Regions from separate parts of the Mus musculus genome. Here region 2 is linked to region 1. The links are chromatin loops, found by intact Hi-C in ENCODE. Cell type or tissue: heart. All regions are shown on one strand. Region 1 overlaps Il1r2 (interleukin 1 receptor, type II). Region 2 holds the start of Il1r1 (interleukin 1 receptor, type I).

The links. Peaks named below come from ENCODE experiments on the same cell type or tissue, not always from the same donor. Only the 100,000 strongest peaks of a DNase experiment are listed, where the experiment ranks them.
Region 2: a loop joins it to region 1, with 3 times the contacts of the local background. A loop is called at or near these places in 7 of 42 quality-filtered maps.

Annotation. Positions count from the first base shown.
Region 1 is chr1:40,110,724-40,118,723 of GRCm38, forward strand. It overlaps Il1r2 (interleukin 1 receptor, type II), which reads left to right. Exons shown (of 9, transcript NM_010555.5): 4 at 1,232-1,412; 5 at 4,301-4,475; 6 at 7,232-7,294. Among named protein-coding and RNA genes, the nearest start is that of Gm16894, 29 kb to the left of the region's middle. In heart, CTCF peaks have their summits at 4,736 and 5,869 (motif pointing right); DNase peaks (open chromatin) are centred at 5,888 and 7,078.
Region 2 is chr1:40,262,544-40,270,543 of GRCm38, forward strand. It overlaps Il1r1 (interleukin 1 receptor, type I), which reads left to right and starts at 4,043. Exons shown (of 11, transcript NM_001123382.1): 1 at 4,043-4,338. In heart, a CTCF peak has its summit at 4,109; DNase peaks (open chromatin) are centred at 1,318, 2,958 and 4,008; H3K4me3 peaks cover 1,348 bases; H3K27ac peaks cover 1,816 bases.

The DNA of each region.
Region 1 (8,000 bases):
GTCTCTGAGTAGGTGATACGAGTGTCCCATGTAGGGCCAAGCACTCAGAGTCATTTATTCTTTCCATTTGTGCCACCTTGAGTCTCTGTATTGCCAGCCACTGAAAACAGAGGCTCCTCGGGTGAAGGCTGAGTGCAGCTTTCATCGATGGGTATAACACAAACAGCAGTAAGTTTTCACTTAGGAGCTATGGCCTCTCTAGCCTTGCAGAGCAAGTGTACAGAACCACGCACAGGTTTCTTCCTGGGGAGGAAGCCTCAGATCTACCCAGAGAGCCATTGGTTACCTCTGTTAGAGCCATGCCATTACTCCACCAGGAAGCTGCAGCTCACAAGGTCCACTTCTTTGGATGTATATATTGTTAGGCTTTAAAAATTTTTTTGGAAGTAATTTTTACACCTTTTTTACAATTGATTCTGATGGTCTCTCTCAGTTGGTGTGTTATTTATCATCGGTAGCTATTCATCTTAGGGTCTTAGCTAATAGAATTATATTTTTCTTATTTTATTTTGTTTCATTTTCATTTGTTTTGACTGCTGCAGTTAAATGCAGAGCCTCATCTAGGCAGAGCACATGACCAACCTGCCAGCTCCTTGTTTTTCTATTTTAAACATTCAATTTTATTAATCTCTTCCATCCCTTCATCCATTTTCCCTCACATTTCCAGCGCCACACACACACACACACACACACACATTTACCTCTGGCCTTTTCTCAGTTCTAAGGACAACATTTGGTGTGTTCAAGTCTTCCTCAAACACTTGATAGCATCATAGTCCTAGAATCATGGGCGGTCTGAAAAACAATCAAAGTATCTTTCCAAATTAGTTGTTTTCTCCAAGTTCCTGCTATATAGTTTTGTTCGTGTTTTTTTTTAATTAAAAAAAATTTTTTTTTTTAAGAGTCCAAACACAAAGTTCTCAGCAGTCTTCTGAAACTAGAAATCAGTTGGTAAAGCATTCTTAGGGGGAATCTCAGTGCCCTGGGCTCGGGAATGAAGCTTCTGCAGTGGTCCTTCATGAAAGGCACAGGGCACACAGCTTGTAGATAGCAGTCAGGCGTGATGGTTTTGTATCACAAGAAGTTAAAAACTCGCAGGAGGTAAGCCGCACTCTTCAAGGCAGGGCAGACTGGGTATGGCGGGGGCAGGAAGCTGTTCTTACGTTCATTTGGTTTTGTATTTCTGTCTTTCCAATCATTGCCTTTTTCCTTTTTCTTAACAAACAATTAGAAACGCATCCCACTGTGAGCAAATGTCTGTGGAACTCAAGGTCTTTAAGAATACTGAAGCATCTCTGCCTCATGTCTCCTACTTGCAAATCTCAGCTCTCTCCACCACCGGGTTACTAGTGTGCCCTGACCTGAAAGAATTCATCTCCAGCAACGCTGATGGAAAGATACAGTGGTATAAGGTAATGCTTTCAAAATGCATATGCCACAAAAATATCTCAATGGTTGTAGAACACATATGTAAAAATCTATTTGAAGACAATATATTTGTGTAGACACATAGATAATTATGTATTTAGAAATATAAGATTAATTAAAATGGCGATGATTAGATTAGTATTTTATGGTTTGGATAAGGGTCATGCAGGCAGAGTGTGAAATGATTTCAGAGTCAATAGCTGCTAAAGAGCTTTTTGAGTGTCACTTGCCTAAAAATAACTAGGAAAAACTGCTCAAAACAACCCTGTTAATTTTTTACAAAAATTTTATATCCATGTTTAAGATATCTTTTTTATTTTTAAAGCACAAGGCAACTTTTGGGTTGCAGGAATAAATACTGTTGCAGTTTCTCCTTTGTATCCTTAAGAAAAGTAGCAAATATTTTATGGCTTCTCTGTGAGGTCATTGCTTTTTTTAGGAGACATTGTTGTTTACAACGCAGGCTGCAAATTATAGCCTAGAGCTATCATCTGTCTCTGTAACTCATCAAGTATGGAGAGTTTTCAGGTTTTAAATGCTTGAAAAAAAATGAAAAGAATACTCAAGTGCATGTGACCATTGACTAAGGCTCACACTCCCATGTCCATAAGCACATTTGTATCGGGGTTTCCGTTTACGTATTTTCTTTGTCTGTTCCACTGTGTAGTAAGACAGAGACCGTGTGGTCTATGTGGGCAATAAACTATGTCCCATCTGGCTCTTATCTGTAAGGACTTGCCCACCCCTGATGCAGACTATAGAGAGATGCTGAGAAGGCTTGTATTCCTTTAGTCATTGATAAGAGTTCGTCCTTTAATCAATAGGTCAACCAGCTGATCGTCAGTATTAACATCAAGATGTGTACACACACACATGCACATATGTATGTGCACATATTTATATACACCGTAGCAATGCAATGCTGGAAACTTTAAAATGCCTTCCTGAAAGTAGTTTGTGCCTATGGATAAGCCTGGGGAACCACAGAGAGCCTTCTCTTGGTTTAGAAAGAGCAGGCAGAGGACACATACAGAACTCCCCTGCAGAGGATGAAACATAGATCTGGAAACAATGTGTCTGGGTTAGAAACCTTCCTTCTTTTAGTTTGTTGCATTTGCTTCCTGTCTTGTAGCTGTTGCTGCCGTGAGCAGGATGCCCGGCTTCCTGGAACTGTTTTGAAGGCTAGGGATGGAGTACTGTGCATGCAGCCCCTGCACCATGCTTAATCAATGGGGCTGGCATGGGATGTTAACAATAGCCGCGCCTCCCACAGTCCCCCTGAGCATTGCTAAGTACTTACTCTGCTCCCCCTGTTCTCACCTCAGGGGCAGGGGCTGCTCACTTCTCCCCTCTCCAGAGGACAGGGACAGAAGAAACTGACTCAAAGTCTACGTTTATAGAGCAACTGTCATAATGTGCCCTGCATTCATATTTGTCTACTCAGGCTAGGAGCTGTGAGATTTCCCCCCTTTAATTAAGTATATTTTGAAGAAGGGCCATGGCAGTCTCTGAAAGCCTTGATCTCTGATCACATTTTTTTTTCTTTTAAAGATTTATTTCTTTATTATATGTAAGTACACTGTAGCTGTCTTCAGACACACCAGAAGAGGGCATCTGATCTCATTACAGATGGTTGTGAGCCACCATGTGGTTGCTGGGATTTGAACTCAGGATCTCTGGAAGAACAGAGCCATCTGAGCCATCTCTCTGGCCTCTGACCACATTTTATCTCCTCCACTCCCTCTCTCCTTTCCACCTAATCCCTCCTTCCCAACCAACCCCTCCTTCCCACCCCTCCCTTCTCCCCACTCCTTCCTCCTCCTTCCCACCCCTCTCCCTTCCCCCCCAATCCCTCCTCCCCACCCTCTTTCCTTTCCACCCCTCCCTCCTTTCCTCTTTTCTTCCTTATCACCCCTTCCCCCACCGTTGACAGGGTTTCTCCATGTAGTTGAGTCTGGCCTCAAGCTCACAGTCCTCCTGTCTCAGCTTCTCAAGTGCTGAGATTACAGGTACAAAATACCATGCGCAGGGTTCTCGTGTACTGAGGCTATGGAACACTCAAGATGTTTTTACCTGGCCTACTCCTTCCATTTTCCCTGGAGGCCTTGCTCCCGAGGGCTCTGTTTTGTCAAGAACCTCTAGGACTCTATGTCTTTATGAGAAGATGGACCCCATCTCTCCTATTTTTCTATTTACAAAATTTCCTTTCCTGTAGTAAGTCCTAAATTGAAATAATTTTTAGATAAATTCCTCCAACATGGTCTCTTCCAGCCCTAGGTTTTCATGTCTTCCTGGCTGTTTAGTAGTGATTTTCTTTTCTTTTTTCTTTTTTTTAAAACAATTTTTCATTAGATATTTTCTTCATTTACAATTCAAATGCTATCCCAAACGTCCCTTATACCCTCCCTGACCCTTCTCCAACCCACCTACTCCCGATTCCTGGCCCTTATATTCCCCTAGTAGTGATTGTTCTTGATACTGCTCATAGTCAGAAGAAGGCAGTTAGATCTTAAGTATATTTGTACTTAAATGGTTTAAAATAACTTAATCTTTAAAAAAATGTATTCTTTTTTTTTTCTAAATGGAGCAGGGGGGCACACCCATGTCACCCTAGAAGCCAGGAGGCTTAGGCAGGAGAATCAAGAGTTTAAGTCTAGTGTGGGCTACATGACAAGATTCCACCCTAAGGGGGAAAAATTGGTCATTTCTCTAACAATACAGCTAAAAATGCGCCACAAAGACAAAATGGCCAAAGTAAGTATATGCCAGGGAATCTCTTGGGTTGTAGATTCCACATCGATTGACAACAACACTCAATGTTCAAGAGCGATGTTATTCTATAATGTAACTCTCAGATGCATCTCCCCTCTAGGGCGCCATACTCTTGGATAAAGGCAATAAGGAATTTCTGAGTGCAGGAGACCCCACACGCCTATTGATATCCAACACGTCCATGGACGATGCAGGCTATTACAGATGTGTTATGACATTTACCTACAATGGCCAGGAATACAACATCACTAGGAATATTGAACTCCGGGTCAAAGGTAAATACATACCACCGAGGTACCTGTCTTGCTTGGTTCTAGAAGCAGCTTGATAATAAATTCAGGATCACCTAAAAATCCTCGAATGTCTTTGGCATGAAGGAAAAAGAAAAACATGTTTATCAACTATTCTAGATGTTACTAAACCACGAACAAGATACTTTAAGACGTATAAGGCAGGGAGTTCTAAGAGAAGGAGAGTTAATTCTTGGTCAGGAAAGGGATGAAAGCAGGTATTTGAAGGTTGCAATGCTAAAACTCACCACTAGAGGGGGTACAAACTAAGGCGTCCTGGGAAATGGAAGGTTCATGAGCTCTGAGCTGGTACGGACACTCTTGTCAAGCCTTAAAATATACTTCGGAGGGACTGAGAGTTTACTGCAGTGGTTCTAAACCTGTGGCTCACGACCTGTTTGGGAGGTCACCTATCCTTCATGTCAGGTATTTCCTATATAATTCGTAACAGTAGTAATTTACAGTTATAAAGTAGCAACTAAATAACTTTATGGCTGACATAAAATGTCCACATGAGGACCTGTATTAAAGGGTCACAGCTTTAGGAAGGGTGAGAACCACCATTTTACTAGGTTTTTGACCAGAGCGCTGAGCAGAGTGCCAATTGTGGCTCTTTGTACAGGCTGACTACTACCTGCCTGAGAGTTTGACAACAGAAACCTTCAAAATCTTGATTTTTTTCCAAGAATTGGCATATTTTCACCAGCATAATGAAATCTTGGATATAGGCACAAGTTTAAACATGAAATTAGTGTATGCTTCATATATATTTTTTACACATAACCCAAAGATAGTTTGATGTGATATTTTGTTTACATCTTTTTTTGAGACGGGGTCTTGGGCTATACTTGGTCCAGTGGCTATAAGCTGGCTTCTAACTAGAGAACGTACTGTAGCTCTTCCATGCAGAGGTAACTCATGACTGCCACCAGGTCGACTATCACAGTATTTTAATTAATTCTGTGCATTCAAACAAAGTCTTACAGTATGGAATTTCCCACGCACAGCATTATATTGTTGCTTAACAAGTTTCAGGTCTTAGAGTAACTCAGATTTTGCAAACCCAGAGAAACGATGCTCGGCCTATGCCAGGACAGATTATACGTGAAAAGAACGTGATAGGCAGAGCTGGCCAGTATTGAACAGTCGTTTAATGTAGTCGTTTACCCCCAACTCTTACATGCTGGAGAGGAAGCGAGGTGAAGGGAAAATAGAATCAAATATGTGAGCCCCAGAGACTCATTCGTGTCACTATCCTGCCTGAACCGAAGCCTCTGGCCTATATTTGTTTTCCTGTCCTGTGAGAAGAGAACAGGCTCACATCTTCTTGCTCAGTTCAGGGTGGTGTCTGAGAACGGGCTTCACCACTCGTCTGTGTGATACTGCACAGAAACACTAGGGGGCGGCAGACCTGCGTATTGTACCGAGTTGTGAAACTAGGGCCACACAGTGGTTCTTAAATGGGGCTGCCCTGTCTGGCCTCAGTGGGAGAGGAAGCACCTAGCTTTGCAGAGACTTGAAGTGCCAGGGTGGGGTGGGGGTGGGGGATACCAAGGGGCGGGGCAGCACCTGCTCAGAGGAAAAGGGGCTGGGGGGAGGGGGAGGGGTTGTGGGAGGGGGTGACCGGGATCAGGGCAGTAAGTTCGATGTAAAGTGAGTAAGTAAAATAAAATAAAATAAAATCAATCAGTCAATAAATCAAATCAAATTTGATGAGTTGCACACGAGATAATTTAAAAAAAGTGGGTCCTGAACCAGACACAGTAGAGTTACCTGAGGATTCATCACACACACAATCCTAGTGCTCCTCACACAGGGAAGGAAGATCTGAGTGCTCCTCACATGCGCAGTCTGACTGTAGCGCCCCCCCCCCCGCCCCCCGCCCCCCCCACCCCCCGCCCTCAGACTCCAGTAGTACCTGCACAGGAGACTCTAAGGTCCTATGCAGATCTGATAAATAGGCGCTTGGGAGCTGAGGTGCTGTAATCTATATTTCCCAAGCACTTTACCTTCAAGGCCGTGGTGTAGGCACACCCTGGTCTCATCTGGTGCTTACATGGTAACTTAAGTGCTTGCTTTTTTAGTAGTAGAAACAAGAACAAGAAAAATGGGTCCAGTTGAGGGATGGCTCCCAACCCTCTTCTCACTCCCCAGCTGGCTCCTTTGCTCCACTTCAGGTGCCCAGTTTCTTCAAGCTGGTTCGAATCCTTTGGAGGTCCACTCCAACCTCCCTAAGGAGTTAATATGACATCAGTGACCAAGGTGTGTCACTGAATTTAGTTCCCAGTATGGGATTGGTCTTCCACACAGATGGCTCTCTAACCCACTTTCCGACCCCCCCCTTGCTCCCCCCCCCCCCCCCCCCCCCGCCTGCTCTTGAAGACATGGCTCTTTAATCTTGAGGGAGGGCAAAACATGCTGTGGAGACCATAAGTGTGCATTCAGGAAGCCCGGGAGAGGAATAGCTAATTGTTCAACGCAGAGCAGATAACGAAGACCATCTGCCAGAAGAATGTGTAACCATGGCCTCGTCCGGGAATGCCTCTGCCGGGAAAAGCATTGGCTTAAGATGCTCAGTTTCATGGAGAGGCCCATTTCCTTTGCCAGACAGAGGCGGAATCTCACAATGTCTGCTCCCATGGGGGCAGGGCCACTTAATTAGCTAAATAAGCAAATCTGAATCTGTACTGGAAACCAAGGCGACCTCCTCATGCAATCTCTTTTCCGTTCTATCTTCTCAGGAACAACCACGGAACCCATCCCTGTGATCATTTCTCCCCTGGAGACAATACCAGCATCATTGGGTAAGGATCTACAAGAATTGTGTGGCCCACGAACCCATGGTGGTGCCTGAAACCATCAGAGGGTTTGGGACCTGTGCCAGCTGACCACATTATGCTTTTGGGTGCACAGTGCCTGAGTGAGGCCCACGAACCACACTATGTAGGGGCCTGACATGACCACCGAAGGGACCTTTGTCTTCAAGTATTGTTTGGCAGTATTGCCATTCTTTGAGAGCAATGATACTTTATTTCCTGAAAGTTAGACCCACAAAAACCTAAATGTTACGGGGAAAATAATTTGGTAATAGTTATTAACTGTAGGAAGGGGGTCCACAGAGTTGGCTGGCACCTTTAGTACATTCAACTTAATTCTCGTTCTCAATATTTAGCAGCTACTCAGAATTCCTATAAGACTCTCTTTGTCAAACAGAGCCAGCAGCGACTGCAGATAGTTCCCCGTGATTAGAGTAGCTGGTATATTCACCAATGGTATGATGAAAAGGGGTTTCTGTTTTTACCCCTGCTGATGCAGGACGTCTGGCCAACAGACTTGTTGGATGGTCCGTAGTGGGTGTCCAGTGAAGGCACATTAGTGAACTGTAGCGATCCTTTCTGAAGCTCATGGGAGGGAAGGGCTGCCCATGTACTGAGCATCTACTCTGCCTGGTGGGTGTGCATTTCATGTCAACACTGACTCTCTCCGAAGGTCTTATTTCTACTGTTTACC
Region 2 (8,000 bases), 150 kb after region 1:
GGAAATGAAGGGGGATTTAAGGAGGGTCACGCTCTTTTGTCTGGCATATGACTGGGTCTGACAGTTTCAGTAGGCATATTTAGAGCACCAGGGGGAGTTGTGGGAAATAGCCTAGTGGGTCACAAAAGTTCCGCTACTGGTGCTGTGAGTTTCTCATATTTAAGCGATCATGAAACAGACAAAGGTTGAGAAAGATGGGAAGAGGGAGGGGAAGGAAGAGAGAGGAGAGAGGAGCTACCTCCTCACCAATCTGGTTTTGTTAGTCCCGTCAGTACATGGCCATGCTTCTCTGTTAATATGAGCACAGCCAGGCACAGCACCTCTGTTGGTTATTTGCTCAGTGATGGCTGAGCAAGACCAACCTGCACTGAAGCTTGTAATTAGCTTGTGACATCTGTCATCTTTTCCTCTGCGTATGAAGGAAGTTAAAACAAAACGCTTCATTGCTCTGATGATGTCTGCTATTCATTCTTGTCAGCTGTCACTGCCAGTTCACTTGTGGCTTTCTGCTCGGTAAAGGGCTCAAGACAAAACAAAAACAAAAACAAAAACAAAAATAGAAACAAGAAACCAAAGGCCAACCTCATAGAACATTGACTAGGAAAGGTCCTCTCAGAAGCCCCCGAAGAATGGCTTAGAGAAAGGGGGAATGTGGAACCGATTTAAACTGAGATGTGGCAGAGAGACCAGACACGGGTTCAAAGGTCCCTGTTTGGAGGTCGGTAGATGGAAAATGTGTGACGGGAGCAGAGGAACTGGGCTGTGCAAGGAAGCCCATCTGGGACAGTGGTTTCCAGTCTGTGCTGCGGTTCTGAGACAGGTTACTGGAAGTTCCACAAATAGCCAAAATAGGTATAGCAAGTTCAGAATCGCAGAGGACCTGCCTGTCAAAACAGAATGGTCTATAACTGCCTGTGCATTTCTATGTATGTTCCTTATGAATTCTTTCTCTTTGGTGATGGAAAAAAAAAAAGAAGTCTGATTCAGAGCTGTTTCGTGTTTACTGATTTAAGACCCAGGATCTTTGCCAGTCACAATACACTCTTCACTATTCTCCCCCATCTGGTTCTAACTGGAAATCTTTGGGGGTCGTGAAGATGAGGGAGATTACCAGTTGCCTGATCTCCAGGGAGGATTGCTGAGCCACAACTCATCCTGTGGTCTTAAAAACTGTACCGGAGCCCAGTGTTATATCCTTCGAGACTCATTTTCTGTGGCTTCTTGTAGTCTTTGGCTCTTTAGTCCCTGGCTCCTTTGGAACAGCTGGAGACTCTTGGATGCTTTACTGAGCACTAGGCTCTCTTGGGCTCAGGCCACATTGGACACCAAACTTTGTTATGACAGTGATGGAATCCAGGGCTGTCAACAGCGTGCGGCAGCAGGGTTAGCAGTGTGTCTTGTGCTAAAACATGTGAACACACTCAGAACATTTGTGTGGCGCTGGGAACTGAGCAGAGTACCCTGGAAGTGGCCAACTGTAGCTTACACGGATGCCAGGTGATCAGCCGAGTAAAGCGGCCACACATAAGTTCCCTCAAGAAAGGAAGCCAAAGGAAAGGACACAGAGGGGAAACAACCTGTGTGTCTGAGGAGGCAACACCTAGGCCCTGGGTAAAACCCTGGGGATCCTAAGGTGAGGAGGGGGATACGTACATCTTATCACTTGGAATGGGAATCTGAGAGCTCCACCTGCAAGTGGAGGCCCATGTGTCTCCAGGTCATGTAGGGTATAGGTAGGGGATGGGTTAGTATTTAAAAAGAAGAAAGCCATACGGTGTACGTCTTGTTTCTTGGAAGGCTGAATAGGTAGGTCATAAGAACCCAGGACTTGAAGGCTACCCTAGGCAACACAGTGAGACTCTGTAAATGGATCTTATTTCTACATTATTACAAAGATCAATTTTGCTACTTGTAAACTGCTTTCAAATCTTTTAGTATTTGTGTCCAGGCAAGTTTATGTTCACCAATATAAGGCCTCCAAATTGCTGCTTCATACACATGTTTATTTTGTTTGTGGCAGTCAGGATAAAACTCTTGGCCTGGTACACGCTAGGCAAGTGCTCTATCACCAAGTGACAGTGTCAAGTTAGGCTCATGTGCTTTTAGCATTCAATACACTGGAACTTCTAATAGGACTACTGCATGGTCCTTCTCCAATGCTCCTGGATCTGGTCCTTTAAAAACGTCTAAGTCAGCATGCAGCTGCTGGTGTGTCCATCGGCATGCAGACATGAGCATAGCTATCTTTGATGCTGTCCCATTCACCGTCAAATCATGAACCAGCCTGGGAGCCTTTTGATGGATAAATGGATAAAGGAAGTGTAGCATATACATTAAATAGAGTATTATTTAGTTCTAAGGAATTAAATACAGCCGATATTAAATCCCACCTTTTTAGGACAGTGCATAGACCTGCTAATAATTGTGTAAAGTAATGACCTAGAATGGAGACTGTTAGAGATGAAGAAGCAGGAGGGGGATAATAGGGGTGGATATGATCAAACTGTATGGGTGTTCGAAATGCCACTTCTAACCTGTGCATAATCACGTCTCATAATCACTGCTCATGGTTAATAGGCAGTAAGACAAGGCACGCAGATGGGGACTACCACAGTATACACCTGTCCAGACAGCCTTGAGACTTGGTCTGTCTGCATCATGATGAGAGCTGTGCAGCAGAGTCGCCTGGAAGCTTTGAAAAACCCCGACACCAGGCAGCCCTCAGTGACTATGACATGGCAATTCTGGCTTCTAAGGGGGTCAAATCTTCTGTGGATGTGAGTTAGAAGTACTCAAGGCTGTGAGAACAGCCTCTGGAATACAGACCCATGGGACAGGGCTAGGGCAGGGTTAGGGATAAGGCACCAGTTCCTTGCCAGACTTAAGCCTGCCTTTCGGAGGCAAAGGAGCAGTCCAAACCTTTGGAAATGAGTGAGGACCTTCTGCCCTGCTAGGCCACAGGTGGCATCTATGATATACCATTGATGCTGCCCCTTTAAGCTTTCTACCATCTCAGAGTTTCCCCCGGGGTTACTTCAACCTTGGGTTTCTAGGCTGCATACGCGAATAAGGCAGGAAATTCAAGGCCTGTCCACGCTGGAAGGCATGCAGGAAATGGCCATGTGCTCTATCTAGAGGTATTAAGCAATCACTGTTTCTTTGCAGTTGTATTGCAGGGTGGTGCATTATATGTGGAAGAAGCTGGGGGGTGAGGGTAGGGAGCACGGAATGGTTGGTGCTATTTCCAGGACCACAATGTCCTCCTTGCACCCTGTCCTAAAATTTGGCTATTCTTGATTTTTTTTTTCATGTGCTTTCTGAGAACTCTGGAATTCTCCTTTGCAGAGCAAATCCTACAATTAATTGGGATATGATAAGGGGACCTGTTTTTCAGCCTGGTGGACAGCAGTAAAGCAACCAAGTAAAAAGCCTATGAACTATCAACTCTTCACCAGAGCTCTTTAACTCCTCCTACCTATAAAGGCTGCGGGCCTTTATACCAAAAGAGGAAATCAAGGTATTGCAAACTTAATGACTCGGCTAAGTGCTCAAAGCCAGTTCGAGGCACACAGTACTGGGCTCCAGTTGTGCTGAGCACAGAACTGTGTTTTCCTCAGGATCTGATACCCCATGGGTCACCAGCTCGGTTCTTGTTAGGTGGCACAATCTGGTTGCGATGTAGACGTGAGTTGACCCATCTAATTTTGGTTTGGGTGGGAACACAGAGGCTGCTCAGAGGAGCCAAGCCATCTGGGAATCAGAGCCATTCTTCCTGGAATCTGGGACATCTGGCAAGGATGCAGGGATTTTGGAATGCCCCCAAGGAGATGCAGTGACCCTCCAAATGCCCCCAAGGAGATGCAGAGACCCTCCATTGCCTCCACCCCCGGAGGGATACAGAGACCCTGGAATGTTCTGCGTGGATGTAGATATTCTGGGATGTGGGGCAGAAACTCCACAACCCAACCTATCCGGCTCCCAGGGCGGGGCATTGGCACTGGGCCAGCTAGCTCCGAGCCCGAGGCTGAGGACGCTGGCCTGCAGTCTCCGCCCGCTGCACGCCCCCGCGGGCGGCTCAGAGTGGGAGCAGCGTGCTGCTCAGAAGGTCTTAGCTGGTGCGGGGTTCCAGGAGCCGCCTGGGAGCGCGGCGCCCACCTAGAAGGGCGGGAGCCCAGCTGGTGCCCGCCTGCCCCAGAGCGGAAGGAATGTGACCCCCGAGCGAGCGCGGAGCAGCCCTTGAGCGGCTCCCAGGGCTCCGGTTGCTCCCGGCCTGAACGGGTTTAGTTCGGAGCTGCTGGATTGTTGAACATCGCCACTGGGGCACCCGGGCACGCCCAGGTAGGAGAAAACTAGAGAGTTCCTGAAATAGGGTCGCAAGGCCTCAGAGCTGCCTTGACCCAGACAAATGCCTTTCTTAAGTTACTCCCAGTAGCCAGCAGGTCAGCGTTCTCTGTGGATGTAGGATAAAGGTAGTGACAGTTTAGTCCTCCCCCTTTCTGGTGTGTGTGTGTGTGTGTGTGTGTGTGTGTGTTGGGAACTTGCCCAACTCTTTAAGTTTGCTCTAGGTAGATGAGTCTCCCTTGAGTAAATTGCTCCCAGGCCTTGAAATTGGGCCAAATGCAACTAACTTGTTCAGGAGTGTCCCTCTTAGAGGTTTGGGCTCAGAAGAGAGGTCTTAATGAGGCAAGAAGTGGATTCCTTAATGCCCCTGATGAGATGTCTCCTCTCTCCAGACAGGTCGATACTGGGGAATGTAGATGCATTATTTACAAAACCACACAGCACTTGGCTGTTTATAGGGCCCCTTATTCTTACCGCCCTTTCTCCTCCCAGAAGTCCTGTAGGTGAGATGCCAAGGTCACCTTGCTTTATATCAGAAGCTTAGCGGCTATCTTTTCTGAGGATTGGCACCCTCTGAGCTTCAGATCCCCTTGGGGAGACCGGGTGAGTGAGAGCGGCTGCCAGGGAAGGCAGGTAGACTCATCTTCCCACCAGGCTAGCTCTCTGTACTGCTTCCGATGTTCACCAGCTGGGAGCATCCCATCTTTCTGACCCCAAGGAACAGCCTAGGAACTGAGACAACAGAATCTAATCAGTTGGGCTACTTGGGCCATGATAAAGAAGAGATGAAGTCTATCTGTCATTGGAATTGGTGCCCGAGTCATCCTCACTTAATAGTAGTCTTCTGGGTGGTGGATATCCCACATGGAATCCCATGGCTGTGAGCTCCAGGAGCTGGTGCTGGTGACAAGTACTACCTCTTCCCCCTCTTAACTTACCAAGCAGCTGCTGGCATCCTTTTCTATTTTGATCTCTTCTAATTTCTTAATATCCTACCCATTATCTAATTTAATTATATATACACACATCTTAAACTAGCTTCTGACCTAAGTGGAAACATCGTGGGCTGGCTCCCATTCTGGTGCATAGTATTTACTTGCCAGTAGGCTCAGTCTTGGGTGGCCATTTGTTCTAAATTCTCACACAGCCTTGGCTCTGCTGAAGCCCCATGCTGTGATGTGGCAGGAGAGTGCTCTTCCTACTCCCGAGGCTTGTAACATGTAACATCTTCCGCTGAATCTCCATCCCAGTGAGACCGCTTAGCATTAGCTTTCCTCATTCTACCAAACCAATAGTCACTGAACGCGACTATGTCCCAGGCACTGGGGGAAGTATGAGGGAAAGTGAAGGAACTAAATGAAAATCCCCGTCTTCTCATGCATAGGCCCTCTTGGCAAGTCATAGACTACCAGAAGGCTCCCCCCCCCCCGCCCCCCAGAAGAGTACTTTGAAATTTACCTCTTTGCAAAGCCTGTGGGTCTGGCTGCCCTGTAGGACACAGTAGAGAGGGCGGGGAGACAGTAGTCATACATGTAGCTCAGTGGTTTTCTAAGGAAGAGCAGGGATTCTGAGATATACTCGCAGGCCAGCTGTGCAAGAGAACCAGGATGGATTGGAAACCTGCGGATGGGAGGGACCAGCAGGGAGTGTCTACTCACCTGCAGTCAGAGATACTATAGAGGGAACAGCTTGTTGGTGAGCCAGGCCATTGCAGTGGGACAGCCATTGCATACAGTACGGGGAAGAGCATAGATCCTCAAGAGTCTGAGTCTGTACGGTGGATCTATTGTGAACCTGCCACTTCAAAGCAGAGAGGTTATCAGGACCCTGACTCATTGGCCATGACCTGCCCCGTGTGTTGTTCTTAAATGTGCTGGCACTTGATCTGCATCTCCCTCTCTCTGTGGTTGCGGCATGGTTAGTGCTACAGGAGAAGGACCTGCAGAGTTAGCAACCTCACTCTCCTCTGCTTGCTTGCCTGCTGGGGCCTCCGGAAGCACCATATTCCTAGCCAGACCCGGTGCAAGAGTGGGCAGAGGGGCCCTGCCAAAGAGAACTGTCACTAAGCGTGGAGAGTCACTGGAGATTTTTCCAAGTCCCCTGTCCCTTTGGTTTCCAAACTGTCTCTTCCTCCTGTGTGTCCTTTGGCATACATATGACCAAATGATTGAGGCATTTTTCTATCTCACCTGTTTTGTGAGGGATTTATAAGATGTCATAAATTAAAAAAGAGTGAGAAAAAATGGAATGTCAAAAATGACCCGGAAAGCCCCAGCTGTCAGTGTCTTCAAGGTAAATGTAAAATACTCGAGAAAATAAAACTGATGTAAAGTCAGGTAGAAACTTGTATTTGGTTTTGATTAAAGGGGCAGGAAGAGCAAGACGTAGGCCTCTGAAGTTACCCGTTCTGCAAGCACAGGTTAGGAACCACAGCACAGCTTCCAGCTGACAGAAAGGCTCTCCAGAGCCTGGCTCTGCATGTCTGGCCACCTCAACTCAAAAACCCAGGTCACCTAAAAGTATAGCAGTGGCTCCCAGGGGGATGAAGTGAAAGATGAGCCGCTGTCCCTTTCAGTCAAAGAATCTTACCCTGTCGATTACCCAACACTTTTGTGTACATATTTTTAAACAACCTGTTTGCAGATCCAAATTTATATCATAAAACTTAGCTGTTCTACCATTTTTAAACAGCAGTATGGTGTTTAAATGTAAAGAAGACATAAAAGCACTTTTATTAAACTCACTTATTTCAGCATGTCAGTTCTTAGGGTAAGGCTATGCAGCATTTTATATAAGTTGACCAGAGAGAATAGCATGGTAGCATACATAAGTCTTCAGGGGGAACAGAGGAGCTAGTGGCCACATGCAGACCTGGTCTTGATCAAGTCAAGGTCTCAGTGCAGTCAGAGGTGAATCTTCTAGTCGTCACAACAGTGATAAACCTCCCTAGCCTTTCAGTATGTATGGGAGTCATGCCAACTCTGCATTTTCTATAAATGTGGAGTGGACTCAGGGGTTAAGCTCAAAACAGCAAAACCTTTTCTGTTGCGTGGGACACCTGGTGCTCATGAAGAAGAGGAGTCAACTCTTCATGAACAGGACTGCCTTGTGTTGTTCCAGATTCTAGAATCTGACCGACACCCAAAGTGTCTCCTGCCACCACATCCTACATGTCTCTAGGGACTTAACCTGACTGGGGGAAGCAACGGAGAAGGGACAGACACTTACATATAGAAAAGCTGGTATTCTCCAATGATGGAGAAGCCCCATCGCCTTGGCAGCTCTGTGTGTTTATTATATATCGTCAAACAGAGAGGTGCAGTTACTATGTGCAACTGTACCAGGAGGCAGGATTTCTTGTATACAGATACAAAGGAGGAAGGGTATTGGATGTAGCTGAGCACAGAAGCAAGGTGCACTGATCTCCGTAGAATCCATCTCTGAAGAAGAGCAGTCTTCAGGCTGTAGACATCCAGAAGGGAGAAAGCTATGATGGGCACGTTCTGCACACACTGTCAACATCCACACTTAGACCCACGAGGGAAGGCTCTGGCATTTTCTGGAGCCTAGCCTGGGGAAGGAATCGAAGGCACTGGGACTCATGACACTACGTCAACCACATACACTCACTAGCTCCTCATGTTCCCCTTCTGTAGTCT